Regions from separate parts of the Homo sapiens genome. Here all the other regions are linked to region 1. Evidence: chromatin contacts called from ENCODE Hi-C or POLR2A ChIA-PET data. All regions are on one chromosome and are shown on one strand. Each heading gives the region's core, a stretch centred on a gene start or an enhancer-like site at or near the end of the contact. The rest is flanking DNA. Distances are from core to core; before and after follow the strand shown. Region 1 holds the start of HDAC5 (histone deacetylase 5). Region 2 overlaps ADAM11 (ADAM metallopeptidase domain 11). Region 3 holds the start of C1QL1 (complement C1q like 1).

Region 1 (4,374 bases), core at 1,121-3,620:
GGCCTGGGGTGAGGTGGGATAGGGAAGAAGAAAGGCAGAGAAAGTTTAATTAGCTAAAGTCGGCTACAATAGGCCCCCTCACGGGCTACATCAGGTTTTCATTCATGAGCAAGCTACAGTGCTCCAAAAATGCCAAGAACCACCCCCCCTTGCTGTCTCCCCCTTCCCCCCCCTACTGCCACCAACAGGAGTGCGTCCTCTAGCAGGCTGGCTGAGCCTAATGCTGTGTTCCAGACATCCCTCCTCAAAGGGATGTGAGTAGGAAGAATTAATTATTAAAGAGCAGCTGGTACTTCAGCACCGACTGCACTACCCCCAGCTCCTATAGCTGATGCCCCCTCCCCCACTATGCGGGAACACAAATGACCCCCGCCCAACATTCCCAGGCCCCATTTCTAAACACACAATTAAGATGCCACCCCTACGGAAGGCAAAGCAAACCTTTGTCTCTGCAGCTACTTGGGGTGGGTGGGGCATGTGAAACTGCTGCCCCCCTCCAAATTACATGATCCAGCCAAAGTAGGAGGATATATTGGAAAAGAAGGGGAGGCTGGCACAGAACTAACATTTCCTCCATCCTTGCCCCCAAGTAACCCACACTTGAGATCTGTCTCTCTGGTCTCTGGCATGCCCACATTCCCAGGACAGAGTGGAGATACTGGGGGCCCATTTCTCTAACTCAGAGAGACCCCTACTGCTTTGTCAAGAAAGCCCAGATCCAAGTTCAAGTGAAGAGAGGGCAAAGAGAGGAGTCAAGAAAAGAGGAAGGAGACAAACCAAGATCTCCCCAAGCTTTGTGTTTAGGGAGGGAGAGGAAGGAGGGAAGACTGGAATGAAGAAGCAGGCAGCCCCCAACATGGCTCATCCACCATCCAGCCCAGCCAGCCTAGCCCAGCCCAGCCCAGCCCAGCATCTCAACAGCCAGCATAGGCTCAGGGTGCCTAGGACTGGGGAGACTGAAGACCATGCCTGCCTGCCTACATCCTCTGAAACTAAGAGGAAGCCAAAGGCAGGACCCAGACCCAGACTGCAATCCTGCAAGGCAATCTGGCTAGGGGTCCCTCTGACCAAGACTCCTGGATCTCACCCTCCCCCCCACCTCCTTTTGTTCCCATAATCTGGCTCCATCCTCCCCTCCCAGTTGGACACTGAAACCAATCACCACCACCTCCCCAAGCTCCAAATCTAATCCCAGATCCCAAAAGCATGGTGGTCACTGACTGAGTGATGGGTCCCTTTTGCACCCTCCTAAAAGCAACTGCAGCTGTTACCTTTCCTCTTTAGGGACACACCTCATTTCAGAAGGGGTATCAGCCAGGGGTATCAAGTGGTCATCTCCTCTCCCAAAGGAAGCACCCAACCTCCCCACTTCAACAGCCCCCACCAAGCTCCCAGATTAATTACTTACACCCAGCCAGTTCTCATCTTCCCCAGGGCCCCAGGGAAGGGTGGGGTGGAGAAGCTGACTCCCCCCAAGTTAATAAGGCACTGGTAGTGCCCCCGCTTCCATGAGATACAGATCCAGGATGAAAAATGGGGGGCATCCACCCAAGACAAGAAGGGGTTGGGGGGGAGCTCCATTTCATCTCCTAGCTCTCGCATCCTGGCTCCAAGGTGTCAGACAGGAGAAGAGGGTGGCAACAAACGCAGTAACGCCTCACAGGAGACGGGGTGAGAATAATGGGAGAGAGAAGTAAGGTGGACTCCGCAGTCCCCCTCCTCATGCACGGAAGTCAAGGACATAAAATCAAGGATGCGTTCGTAGCTATGGGGAGAAGCGCTCTGGGTGGACAGCACCCCTCACCTCAGAGTACCAAGAAAGGGGTGTCCAGCGAAGAGGGGTCTGCACAGAATCCGGGTGCAGGGCTCAAATGGCTCTGCAACGCAACATGCGCCGCCAGGGAAGGGGCAAATCAGACAACCCCGGCCGGTCTCCGAGCCATTTGGGGGCGCAGGGCGCGAGAAGGCGGGCCCCTCCCTTACCTGTAGGGAAGGCGCCCCTGTCTGGGAGGGGCAGGGAGGGGCGCGCGCAGCAACCCCGATGTCCCGCTCACGGGCTGCCGATGCTCCCGGGGGGCGCCGGCTGGCTCCCAGGGCCGGGAGGAAGGAAGGGGGGCGCGGAGCGCGGCGCGCGCGCTGGGAGCCCGCGGACAGAGACAGCAGGAGGAGGGGGCGCCGCCTCGCGTCCCGGGGTCCGGGGAAGATGGGATCTGGGCCGGGGCGGCGCGCTCACCCGCTGCGGCTCGAGCTCCGGCTTCGCGGGCGGCGGCGGCAGCAGCGGCGGCGGCAGCGGCGGCAGCACCTCCTCGACGGCTCCTCCATCTTTGCGGCGGCTCCTCCGGCTCCGCTCGCCGCCGCCACCAACAACAACATTCGGAGACGTCACTCCCGTCACGTGACCCGACCCGGAGCTAAAAATAGACCCAGACCCCCCCCCCAGCCCCCCCCGCCTTCCCCTTGCCCGCAGCCACCACCAACCCCTCCCCTGCCTCTCGGCCCTCCCCGCCGGGCGGGGCCAGCGACGCCATCGTGACAGCTCCTTAAAGGGCCAGTGCCCAGCACAGGGTTCGGCCGAGACGGGGTGGAAGGGAAGGGATCGGAACCCAGCGAGCAGGAGTGGAAGGATCGCTGCAGGGGCCGAGTATGGATGCTGGGGCTCAACCTTTGGATTGTAAAAGTTTCCTCCTTGCGCTCCCCGGACTTTCTTTTCAAAACGTGGATGGTGCAATCGTCGCTTGCCTAAGCTGCTCCCCTAACACGCCCTCCCGCGGTCGGGGAGGGGACCTGGGGATAGATTCCCAGGGGCTGGGAGGGCCACCGCAGCCTCTGCAGCGGGGCCTGGCTGCGGGTGGATGGTTCGGACAAGTCTCGAACTCGCCAGCTCTGACCGCACACACTGCATCCGTGCCAGGGAAAGAAAAGCCTGGGAAAGGCCAGGGTATGGCTGTAACACTCCAAGGCCTTCAAAAGGGCAGACCAGCAGACCAGGAGCCGGAAAGACTTCCCTGACTTTGGTGCCATCCACGCTACATCTCCTCTTGGTACACAGTATGAACATGTTTAATTAGACCTAGACAATTTGTCAATGACCCAGCAATTCCACTAACAAAAATGTATTCCAAATAAATAAACGTTGTTATGTTAAAAAATGAACATGAGATTGTTTGTAATGATGTGAAAAGTTGAAAACAACCTAAATATCCATCGATAGGGAATTGGCAAGCAAAGCAGGAGACATTCATTCAGTAAAATATTATCCAGACATTAAAAGTTTTATAGGGGACCGGGCATGGTGGCTCACGCCTGTAATCCCCGCACTTTGGGAGGCGGAGGCAGGCGGATAACCTGAGGTCAAGAGTTTGAGACCAGCCTGGCCATTATGGTAAAACCCCGTCTCTACTAAAAATACAAAAAAATTAGCCGGGCGTGGTGGCAGGCGCCTGTAATCCCACCTACTCAGGAGGCTGAGGCAGTAGAATCCCTTGAACCTGAGAGGCGGAGGTTGCAGTGAGCCAAGATCGTGCCATTGCACTCCAGCCTGGGCAACAAGAGTGAAACTCTGCCTCAAAAAAAAAAGTTTTAAAGGGGCCAGGTGCATTGGCTCTTGCCTGTCATCAATCCTAGCACTTTGGAGGCCGAGGCGGGAGGATTGCTTGAGCCCAGTTCAAGACCAGCCTGGGTAACATGGCGAGACACTGTCTGTATTTTAAAAAAGAGGCCGGGCGTGGGCCGGGCATGGTGGCTCACGCCCGTAATCCCAGCACTTTGGGAGGTCGAGGCTGGTGGATCACGAGGTCAGGATGTCGAGACCACCCTGGCTAACACAGTGAAACCCGTCTCTACTAAAAATACAAAAAATTAGCCGGGCGTGGTGGTGGGCGCCTGTAGTCCCAGCTACTTGGGAGGCTGAGGCAGGAGAATGGAGTGAACCCGGGAGGCGGAGGTTGCAGTGAGCAGAGATCGCGCCACTGCACTCCAGCTTGGGGAACAAAGCGAGACTCCGTCTCAAAAAAACAAAAAACAAAAACAAAAGAAGAAGAAGAGGCCAGGCGCGGTGGCTCACGCCTGTAATCCCAGCACTTTGGGAGGGCGAGGCGGGCTGATCACAAGGTCAGGAGATCGAGACCATCCAGGCTAACACGGCGAAACCCTCTCTACTAAAAATACAAAAAAAAATTAGCCGGGTGTAGTGGCGGGCGCCTGTAGTCCCAGCTACTCGGGAGGCTGAGGCAGGAGAATGGCGTGAACCCTGGAGGCAGAGGTTGCAGTGAGCCGAGATCACGCCACTGCACTCCAGCCTGGGCAACAGTGTGAGACTCCGTCTCAAAAAAAATAAAAAAATAGCCGGGCGCAGTGGCTCATGCCTGTAATCCC
Region 2 (4,172 bases), core at 333-2,832, 650 kb after region 1:
GCTCAAGAGGCCCAGCTCACAGAACCACTCAGGATCCCAAGAAGCCCAGTTTTCCGCAAACACTGCCCCGGGAGACCCAGATTTCCCTGCTGGGACACCAAAACCGGCCAGGCTGCAGTGCGCATCGTGGCCACTGGGCGCCGCCCAAGCCTCGCATGGAGACACCTTCCCTCCAGCGCGGCTGCGAGTCCCCAGGTTCAGCGGAGGGGATGGGAGCGACAGGGACAGGCGGGAGGATTCTGGTGCAATCCCGGGGCAGATCCTCCGCCTCCTCGCGATGGTGACGAAGTCCCCCAGTGTACCCCCTCCCCAGCCTTGAGAGGGGTGAGGGTGGGTTGGAGGGGAGCAGCCAGCAGCACCTCCCCTCGCCCTATCCAGGTTCTACCTGCCCCGCAAGTTCTCGCGCTGTAGCATCGACGAGTACAACCAGTTTCTGCAGGAGGGTGGTGGCAGCTGCCTCTTCAACAAGCCCCTCAAGGTACCAGCCCCGCGGCGGGGAGCATGGGAGCGGGCCCTGGGCGGGGTCCGGGCCAGACTCCCGACCTGTCCTCCCGGTCCAGCTCCTGGACCCCCCAGAGTGCGGGAACGGCTTCGTGGAGGCAGGGGAGGAGTGCGACTGCGGCTCGGTGCAGGTGAGCGGTGGTGCGGGCGCCAGGTGGGGAACCGGGATGCGGGGGTGGGCACGAGGGAGCGTCTGAGTGGGAGGATTAGGGCTCGCCCGCCTCCTTCCCCTCCTCCCGCGTCCCTCAGGAGTGCAGCCGCGCAGGTGGCAACTGCTGCAAGAAATGCACCCTGACTCACGACGCCATGTGCAGCGACGGGCTCTGCTGTCGCCGCTGCAAGGTAAGCAGGACCGGCCGGGAGGCGGGGCCAGGACGCAGGAGGAGCGATTGGAGGCCTTCATATAAGGGGTGGGAGCTAGGGAGGGAAGCGGAGCCTTCGGGGACGAAGGCCTCTGGGGCAGGGCTTGATGCGAAGACAGCGCCAATGGGGAGCAAGGGGCGGGGCTGAAGGATGTTGAAGGCGGGGCTACGAGGAGCGGGAAGGGAAGGCTGCCCAGAATCAAGGAGGGGCGGGAAGGTGGGCGGGCTTGGGGGCGGTGCTGAGTGCGCTGGGAGCGAGGTGGGGAGCGTTCAAGAGGTGGTGGGAGCAGGGAAATAAGAACAGGCCTGAAACGGGGCCCTGGGGAGCTGGAGGGCCCGGGGATGTGGGGGTCCAGAGAGCGAGGGGCCTGGGGAGGGCAGGGCCGAGGCATCCATCCTGCCTGACTCGAGGAGCGCGTCTCTTCCCTAGTACGAACCACGGGGTGTGTCCTGCCGAGAGGCCGTGAACGAGTGCGACATCGCGGAGACCTGCACCGGGGACTCTAGCCAGGTCCGCCCGGCCCCGCCGTCTTGTGGAGCCCTGGGCGAGGCAACCCCTACCCTTGTCGATTTGGTTTTCCCGGACGAGTGCTCAGCACTCCCCTCCTCTCCACAGCTGGCATCGACCTCCACTGATCAGACTGTTTTCTTATCTGAGAAAGGGGTTCTTCATGCTCCTGGCCTTGTTCCTTCAATCATTAAACCAGAATGTATCGTCTGGCTGGTATTCCCAGCGCCTGGCCCGGTGCCTGGTGTAGGTTAGGGATCAGAGTAGACGATAATATTAGTTAACATCTATTACAACCTAATTACATGCCAGGCATTTATCTCCCAGCCCTACGAGGGAGGGAGGCTGGAGCGGCTCTGGGGCTTGCAAATCCGTGTGGTCTGGGTCCAGAACCAGACAGATCGCTTGTCCTAGGCGTGGAAGAGCCCTGTGGCATGAGCCCCCAATGGGGGGCACTTGGTACCCCAGCATTCCTCCCTGGGGCAGCCCTCAGCTCCAGTCCTGGGACTGCTCCGCTCAACCCCACCCCTCTCTCCACAGTGCCCGCCTAACCTGCACAAGCTGGACGGTTACTACTGTGACCATGAGCAGGTATGATGGCTGCCCCCTGAGCCTGGGATTCAGGGCAGTCTCTTGTCTCCACTCTGACCACTCAGCATCTCCATCCCTTGCCTCTTAATTCTTGGACTCTCAGGGCCGCTGCTACGGAGGTCGCTGCAAAACCCGGGACCGGCAGTGCCAGGTTCTTTGGGGCCATGGTGAGTCTGGCTAGGGCTGGGAGTGGGGACTCCGGAGGACCCAGAGCTGAGAAGCTGGGGAGAGTGGGTTCCAGCTGAACAGGCCCCCAAGTGTGTAGCTCCCCAGGATCTCAGGGACCCAGGCAGAGTGTGGGAGATGCAGGCCTGAGGTCTTGGGGTGGGTCCTGGGGCGCGTGGGGTCACTTGGCATCCTCTCCCCACAGCGGCTGCTGATCGCTTCTGCTACGAGAAGCTGAATGTGGAGGGGACGGAGCGTGGGAGCTGTGGGCGCAAGGGATCTGGCTGGGTCCAGTGCAGTAAGCAGTGAGTACTGAGGCTCCCAGAGGGCCTCTCAGCTCCAGGGCAGGTGTGAGACTTTTCAGAGATGGGGCAGCAGGTTCTCCCAGGAGGAGCCTGTCAGTCCCAATGGGCGGGCACGTGGCAAATGAGGTGGCAGGGTGCAGGGTGAGGGCAGATTAGAGTTCAGTAGTTGAGTCTGAGGTCAAACTTGGGGCTCACTGTCTCTATATGCCCCAACAGGGACGTGCTGTGTGGCTTCCTCCTCTGTGTCAACATCTCTGGAGCTCCTCGGCTAGGGGACCTGGTGGGAGACATCAGTAGTGTCACCTTCTACCACCAGGGCAAGGAGCTGGACTGCAGGTGCTGGCCAGGACCAAGACTAGGGAGGGGAGGTTGCAGCTGTGCTGGGGGTTAGGAGACAGGGGGCTGAGGCTGGCTGTGTCACTTCCCCAGGGGAGGCCACGTGCAGCTGGCGGACGGCTCTGACCTGAGCTATGTGGAGGATGGCACAGCCTGCGGGCCTAACATGTTGTGCCTGGACCATCGCTGCCTGCCAGCTTCTGCCTTCAACTTCAGCACCTGCCCCGGCAGTGGGGAGCGCCGGATTTGCTCCCACCACGGGGTGACTGCCTGGAGCCTGGGATGGCGGGAGAAGCTTACAAGAGGGGACAGGCCCCTGCTCACCTCTCCTGGCCCTGCCCTGCCTCTAGGTCTGCAGCAATGAAGGGAAGTGCATCTGTCAGCCAGACTGGACAGGCAAAGACTGCAGTATCCATAACCCCCTGCCCACGTCCCCACCCACGGGGGAGACGGAGAGATATAAAGGTGAGGCTGGAGCTGGCCGAGGGGGGTCTGTCTGTCCTGCTCTCTATGCCTGTCCTTGCCAGCTAAGCCCTGCCATCCTCCCCAGGTCCCAGCGGCACCAACATCATCATTGGCTCCATTGCTGGGGCTGTCCTGGTTGCAGCCATCGTCCTGGGCGGCACGGGCTGGGGATTTAAGTAAGAGACACACACACCCTGTGCCCCCTGGCATCCTTGAGGGGGGATCAGAATCCCTACTGGTGGAGCTGAGGGGGCCCTCCCTGAAAGCCCAACTGAACCAGAGCTCACACGTCATAGGTCCAAGTAGCCTGCAGGGCTTAACATTTAGAAACTAGGAGATTTTAGGCTAGATGAGGTGGCTCACGCCTGTAATCCCAGCACTTTGGGAGGCCAAGGCAGGCGGATCACCTGAGGTCAGGAATTCAAGACCAGTCTGGCCAACATGGTGAAACCCCGTCTCTATTAAAAATACAAAAATTAGCCAGCCATGGTGGTGCGCACCTGTAATCCCAGCTACTTGCGAGGCTGAGGCAGAGAATTGCTTGAACCGGGGAGGTGGAGGTTGCAGTGAGCTGAGATCGCACCATTGCACTCCAGCCTGGGTGACAGAGCAAGACTGCGTCAAAAAAAAAAAAAAAAAAAAAAAAAGAAAGAAAGAGAGAAAGAAAAGAAAAGAGAAAAGAAATCAGGAGATTTTACACTAGCAATTCGGATTTCCAGCTCTGGAAACATGAAAAGGTTGAGCCCCAGCGTGCCTCTAAGCATCCCCAAATAGCCACAGAGTGGAGCTGGGCAGGGGCCACCCAAGCCAGGCATGTGTCCTCCAGTCTCCAGTCCCCACCCAGCCTATAATGCTTTGTGCGTGTCTAAGTTTGGGGTCCTTGTGCTGGTCTAACCCCCTTAATGTGCAGAGGAGGAACCCATGGCCCAAGGTCACATG
Region 3 (4,447 bases), core at 1,778-4,277, 840 kb after region 1:
TGCTGGGATTACAGGCGTGAGCCACCGTGCCTGGCCTAATGTTTGTATTTTTAATAGAGATGGTGTTTCGCTGTGTTGGCCAGGATGATCTCAAACCCCTGACCTCAGTTGATCCATCTGCCTCAGCCTCCCAAAGTGCTGGGATTACAGACGTGAGCCACCAGGCCCAGCCTCTCCTGTTTTTCTTTTGAGGGGGCTGGTCTGAATAACTATTAAAGTGCTGGGCCTTTGAAACCCCTAGTTAAAGCCACCTCCTTTTTTCCTACTAGCCTGTGGTCCCATCTCCAGTGAGCACCCCTTCATCAGACTCTGTCAACACCCTGCCCCTGCTGGAGGGAAAAGGAGCTTTTGAGATGGTTTTACCTCCCAGTGACTGAAGCAAGTTCCCCATTCTAAGCACATAGCATCTCCGGGGCCTCTTGTTGCCTCATCTCTGGGGACCTGCTGGGACTTCCTGAGGTGGTGCAGGGTCTAGGGCCAACCTGTGGCCCAATGACTGCCTCCCTATCCAGGCAAGCTGCCAATCCCCTGAAACCTCAGCTCTGTGTCAGCCCAAACTTCTTTGGGAAAGGAAGACATTCCATTGATGAAGGTGACATTGCTGCATCCCTTATTGGTGATTAATAGGGGGAATCATGGGGCTGTCTGCAGAATGAGCCTTTGCTGGATACTGGGGCCTCCCATTTGGTCAGGAACCAAGGACAAAGAGGAGAGACACGGGGATGTCTGATAGACACACGTGGGAAAGAGAGACATACAAGGAATAGAGAAGAGTGGGGTTAGATCCGGGGAGGAGAGGCCAGAAACCCAGGGAGAGATGGAAAAGGCAGACACAGGAGAGAGATGGACAAGAAACAGCAAAATAGAAGAAAGAGGCAGGGGAGAGGCAGAAACCAGAGAAAAGGTGTTGGCGGGGCAGCAGCCAGGCAGAGGAAAGAGAAGAAGGGCTGACTTATAAGCACCTGGCAGGCTATCTGCTCACTTTCCCTGCCTGCCCCTGTCTCTGCCCCTAAGACTTGCAGACCCGCAGGCTGGCAGAGCCTCAGGGCAGTGCTGCTGTGGGAAGGGTTCCAACAAGGTCTTGTATCTTAATCGTGAGAGATTCCTTCTCAACTTCCACTAGCTCAGCTTTAGTTCTGACCAGTGGTCCCCTTCTTCGAAGAGAATGCTCAGCCTGACCACACCCCCAGGTCACAGGCCACCACGAGTGAGAGCACTGGGAAGGGAGGTGGTATCAAGAGAGCTGGCTAAAATTGTCACCCCAGGGCGGGGCTGGGTGGAGGCTGGTCCTGGGGTCGGCCATTCCAAGGAGAGCTACACGCACATGCGAGTCCCGGTACCAGAGTCCCCGACACACTCAGTGCTTTCCAGCTGCAGCGTCTGAGATGGGGACGGAGAATGGAGAGGACCCCACACACTCCAGAGTCAGGAGGGGCTGGAGCTGGGAGACCAAGAGGAGGGGGAGTTTCCATCTCTTCCACCACCCCCCACCCCCCACCCCCTCCCCGCCTCAGGAGGAAAAACTCCCCCGCCCCCCAGACTGCCTTCTTTTTGGGGAAGCTCTGCTACAGTGGGAAACAGCTCCCCAACTCCCGGATTTTGCAAAGGGTGTCAGATTCGCCCAATGGTCCCTTCTCCAGGGCAGGGGAGGCACTGCAGCCAGGGCTGTAAGCACCGGGCTCCCTTTGCCTTTGTGCCCCAAACATTTCCTGCAGCCAGCCTTCTCCGCTCGCGCCCATGGCCACGCGCCTAGGCGCCCGCGGGCGCGGATGCTGCTTCTCCCTGTTCCATACGCCAGAGCCCATCCTTGCCCTCCCCTTATCGCCCACTGCTGTCGGCCCGAATCCACTTCCCAAGGGGCAAGCCCCCAAGGGCAAGTCCGTGCACCTGGGAGCCCTGCGCTCTGACTAGTTGGGTTCATTTCCCGCATTTCCAGTAGCGTTCCAGACGGTGCCCAGCAGCGTCTGTCTTGGAGCGGGAACCCAGGAACTGAGGATCGGCGATGTCCGCTGGCTCCGACCATCCCCACACGTGATGACCAAGCGGGGCCGCTGTGGGGTGGGATCTCCACCTGCGTCCGCCTGGCGCCCCCGCCAACTCCGATCAGGTACCCATTTGCCCCGGGCTCCCTGGGTGCCCTGGGCCCAGCCCAGCCCCATGCCCCCGCCTGGCCCACCTGGCCATTCTTGCAGAGGTCTGCCCACATACTGGTGCCGTCGCCGCCGCGCATGAGGACATGGTAGGTGAAAAAGTAGGTGCCGGGAATGTTGCACGTAAACTTGCCGCTGGCCGCGTCGTAGTTGTTGCCTAGGTTGGTGACCACGTCGTCAAACTTGAGTACCTCGTAACCCTCGTGGGGGTTCTTGAGGCCGGCGTAGAAGGCCACGCGCGGCACCGTGGTGTAGGTGGCAGTGCTGATGGCGCCGCTGCCCCCCGCGCCCGGCAGCCCCGGAGGGCCCGGCTTGCCTGGCTCACCCTTCTCCCCCGGCGGCCCCACAGGGCCGGGAGGACCTGGGTCCCCGGGAGGCCCCGGAGGGCCGGGCTTGCCGGTGCGGCCCGGCTTCCCCTGGGGGCCCTGCACCAGCGTGGAAGGCGGGGGCGCGCCGCTCTGCTCGCTCAGGGCGTCGCCGCCGTCGGTCCGCGCGCCGGCGCCGGGGCCCCGCGCGGGGTAGGGGTCGCACACCATGCGGCAGGTGCCCAGCATCTCATAGTGGCCTTCCGGGCCGCCCGAGCTCACCAGCACGGGGATGAGCACCACCAGCACCAGCAGCATCACCACACCCGCGGCGGCCGCTAGCAGCGTCTTTCGGCCCGCGCGGAGCCTGGGGAGCGCCGGGCCGCCCGGCCGCGCCGTCGGGGCAATGGTGCCGGCGGGCAGGGGGCGCGGGCTAGGCGCCCGCGCTCAAGGACGGTCCGGCGGGGCTGCGGGCATGGGGCCGGGCCCGGGGCGCCGCGCTGCGCTGGCTGCGCTGCGGAGCCCAGCCGCCGGCTCCTGCCTCGCGCCTCCCTCCTGCTGCGCTGCCGGACTGAGCGCCGCGGCCGCCGCCTCCCGCCTCCCGCCTCCCGCCTGCAGCCTCCCGCCTGACTCCTCCCGCCTCCTTGAGCCGGGCCACCGCCCCCTCGGCCGGGCCCCGCCCCGCCAGCTCCGCGCGGCTCTGGGCTCTCTAGGGGTGGGGCTGCGGGCGGGGCCGGCGCCTAATTGGGCCGCGGGCGCCTCGAGGTGGGCGGGGCATAAGGGGGCGGGGCCGCGGAGACCCCGGGCGGGAGCAGGGAGAGGAAAGAAGAGACTGAGTACGCGGAGACCGAGATTCGGAAATGGGGTGGGGGCCGGGGTCCGAGAGACCCGAGAGGCGCTCCAAGGGAAGGGGAGAGTAGGGACCAAAATGCGAAAGGGAGAGAGGGCCACAGGGAGAGCTAGAGAGCTCCGAGGGGATCGGGAGAGGAGAGGCTTCGAGGGTCGGTCACCAGGAAAACAGAGGGACTGGGGTCGCGACGGGCCAAGACCCGCAGGGGGCGGAAGCGAGGGGATAGCGCCCAGGTCTGCAGGGGACAAAGAGCGATTGAGGGGAGGACGGAGCGGGGAGCTGGAAGGTAGGATGAGAAAGGGGGTTATGAAGCGAAGAAGAGGATACGGAGGGGACCATTTGGCACTCAGGCCTCGCAGACCACCCGTCTGGGAGATCCAGATATCGGATGAATGCCTGTCCGGGGGCCCAGCGGAGCCAGACGGCAGCCGCCTCCTCCTTTCTGGATCTGACTGTTCCGGGACCCGTCTCCCCCGAGGTGGGGCAGGAGCTTCCAACCCCTCCTCGCCTCTGCCCCTTCCTCACCGAACTGTGGCCAGGCTGCTTTTTCCTGGGCCCTTTTCTTCCATCTCCCTCTGCTCAATCCCTTTACTTCTGCCTCTAGACCAGGGAGAAAAGGGGATCCTAAAAAGGTGGGCACCCCCACGTTATTTCTCCATGCTGACAGATGCAAATACGTCCCTGAGGGGTAACCCCCTTTTCCAGCCTCCAGGATGAGGGGTGGATCTCATCCAGCCCCTCAGCTCCTCCTCCCTCACTCCCCAGCCTCCTCCGCCGCCCCCTAACTCTTCTCCCCATCAGGCTGTGGGAGGCTCTCCTCTTCCTCAAGTGCAGCAAAGTGTTTAGGTTGCATAAACCGAAACGTGTCTGCTTCCATCAAAATATTTGTCACATTATCTGAGGCCCAGGTCGGGCTGCTCCACCGCTCCTCCTTCGCCCTCCTTTATCCGGCCCACCGGGGAGGATTCAGCCATTCGGAGGCGACTGGCCGGCTGCTAAAGAATGACATCCCAGCCTCTCCTCTCCCGAGAGCTACCCCCCGCCGGCTCACACTCTCCCTGTTGACCCTTCACCATGGGCAAAATGATTCCCTGGCCTTCCCTACCCAAGGTTGAGGTCGCTCACCTCATCCAGGGCTGGGA

The links. A loop is a pair of places that touch in the nucleus more often than their neighbours do. ChIA-PET counts read pairs that join two places held with the same protein, here RNA polymerase II (POLR2A). Pooled maps may share reads with other maps.
Region 2: a pooled map shows a loop between it and region 1 (6-fold over the local background). The contact joins the enhancer-like site here to the promoter of HDAC5 in region 1. A Hi-C loop is called at or near these places in 2 of 50 pooled maps. POLR2A ChIA-PET finds 5 or more read pairs at or near these places in 3 of 52 experiments (A673 and WTC11).
Region 3: a map of CD4-positive, alpha-beta memory T cell shows a loop between it and region 1 (9-fold over the local background). The contact joins the promoter of C1QL1 here to the promoter of HDAC5 in region 1. A Hi-C loop is called at or near these places in 1 of 168 maps with a recorded cell type or tissue (CD4-positive, alpha-beta memory T cell) and 3 of 50 pooled maps. POLR2A ChIA-PET finds 5 or more read pairs at or near these places in 1 of 52 experiments (activated T-cell).

Annotation. Positions count from the first base shown.
Region 1 is chr17:44,121,271-44,125,644 of GRCh38, forward strand. HDAC5 (histone deacetylase 5) reads right to left here and starts at 2,371. Exons shown (of 27, transcript NM_005474.5): 1 at 2,234-2,371. RefSeq lists silencers at 2,063-2,202, 2,253-2,352, 2,423-2,482 and enhancers at 2,573-2,732, 3,879-4,374.
Region 2 is chr17:44,774,834-44,779,005 of GRCh38, forward strand. It overlaps ADAM11 (ADAM metallopeptidase domain 11), which reads left to right. Exons shown (of 27, transcript NM_002390.6): 15 at 379-478; 16 at 561-632; 17 at 751-843; 18 at 1,294-1,374; 19 at 1,912-1,962; 20 at 2,066-2,129; 21 at 2,333-2,432; 22 at 2,649-2,768; 23 at 2,862-3,030; 24 at 3,119-3,233; 25 at 3,319-3,409. Among named protein-coding and RNA genes, the nearest start is that of ADAM11, 18 kb to the left of the region's middle. RefSeq lists a silencer at 1,058-1,377 and enhancers at 1,215-1,715, 3,810-4,172. Within about 2 kb of position 1,583, at least 9 of the 41 ENCODE cell types and tissues checked have a DNase peak (open chromatin) inside an H3K27ac peak, as active enhancers do.
Region 3 is chr17:44,965,276-44,969,722 of GRCh38, forward strand. It overlaps C1QL1 (complement C1q like 1), which reads right to left and starts at 3,028. Exons shown (of 2, transcript NM_006688.5): 1 at 2,177-3,028. The coding sequence starts at 2,773. RefSeq lists a silencer at 2,959-3,318.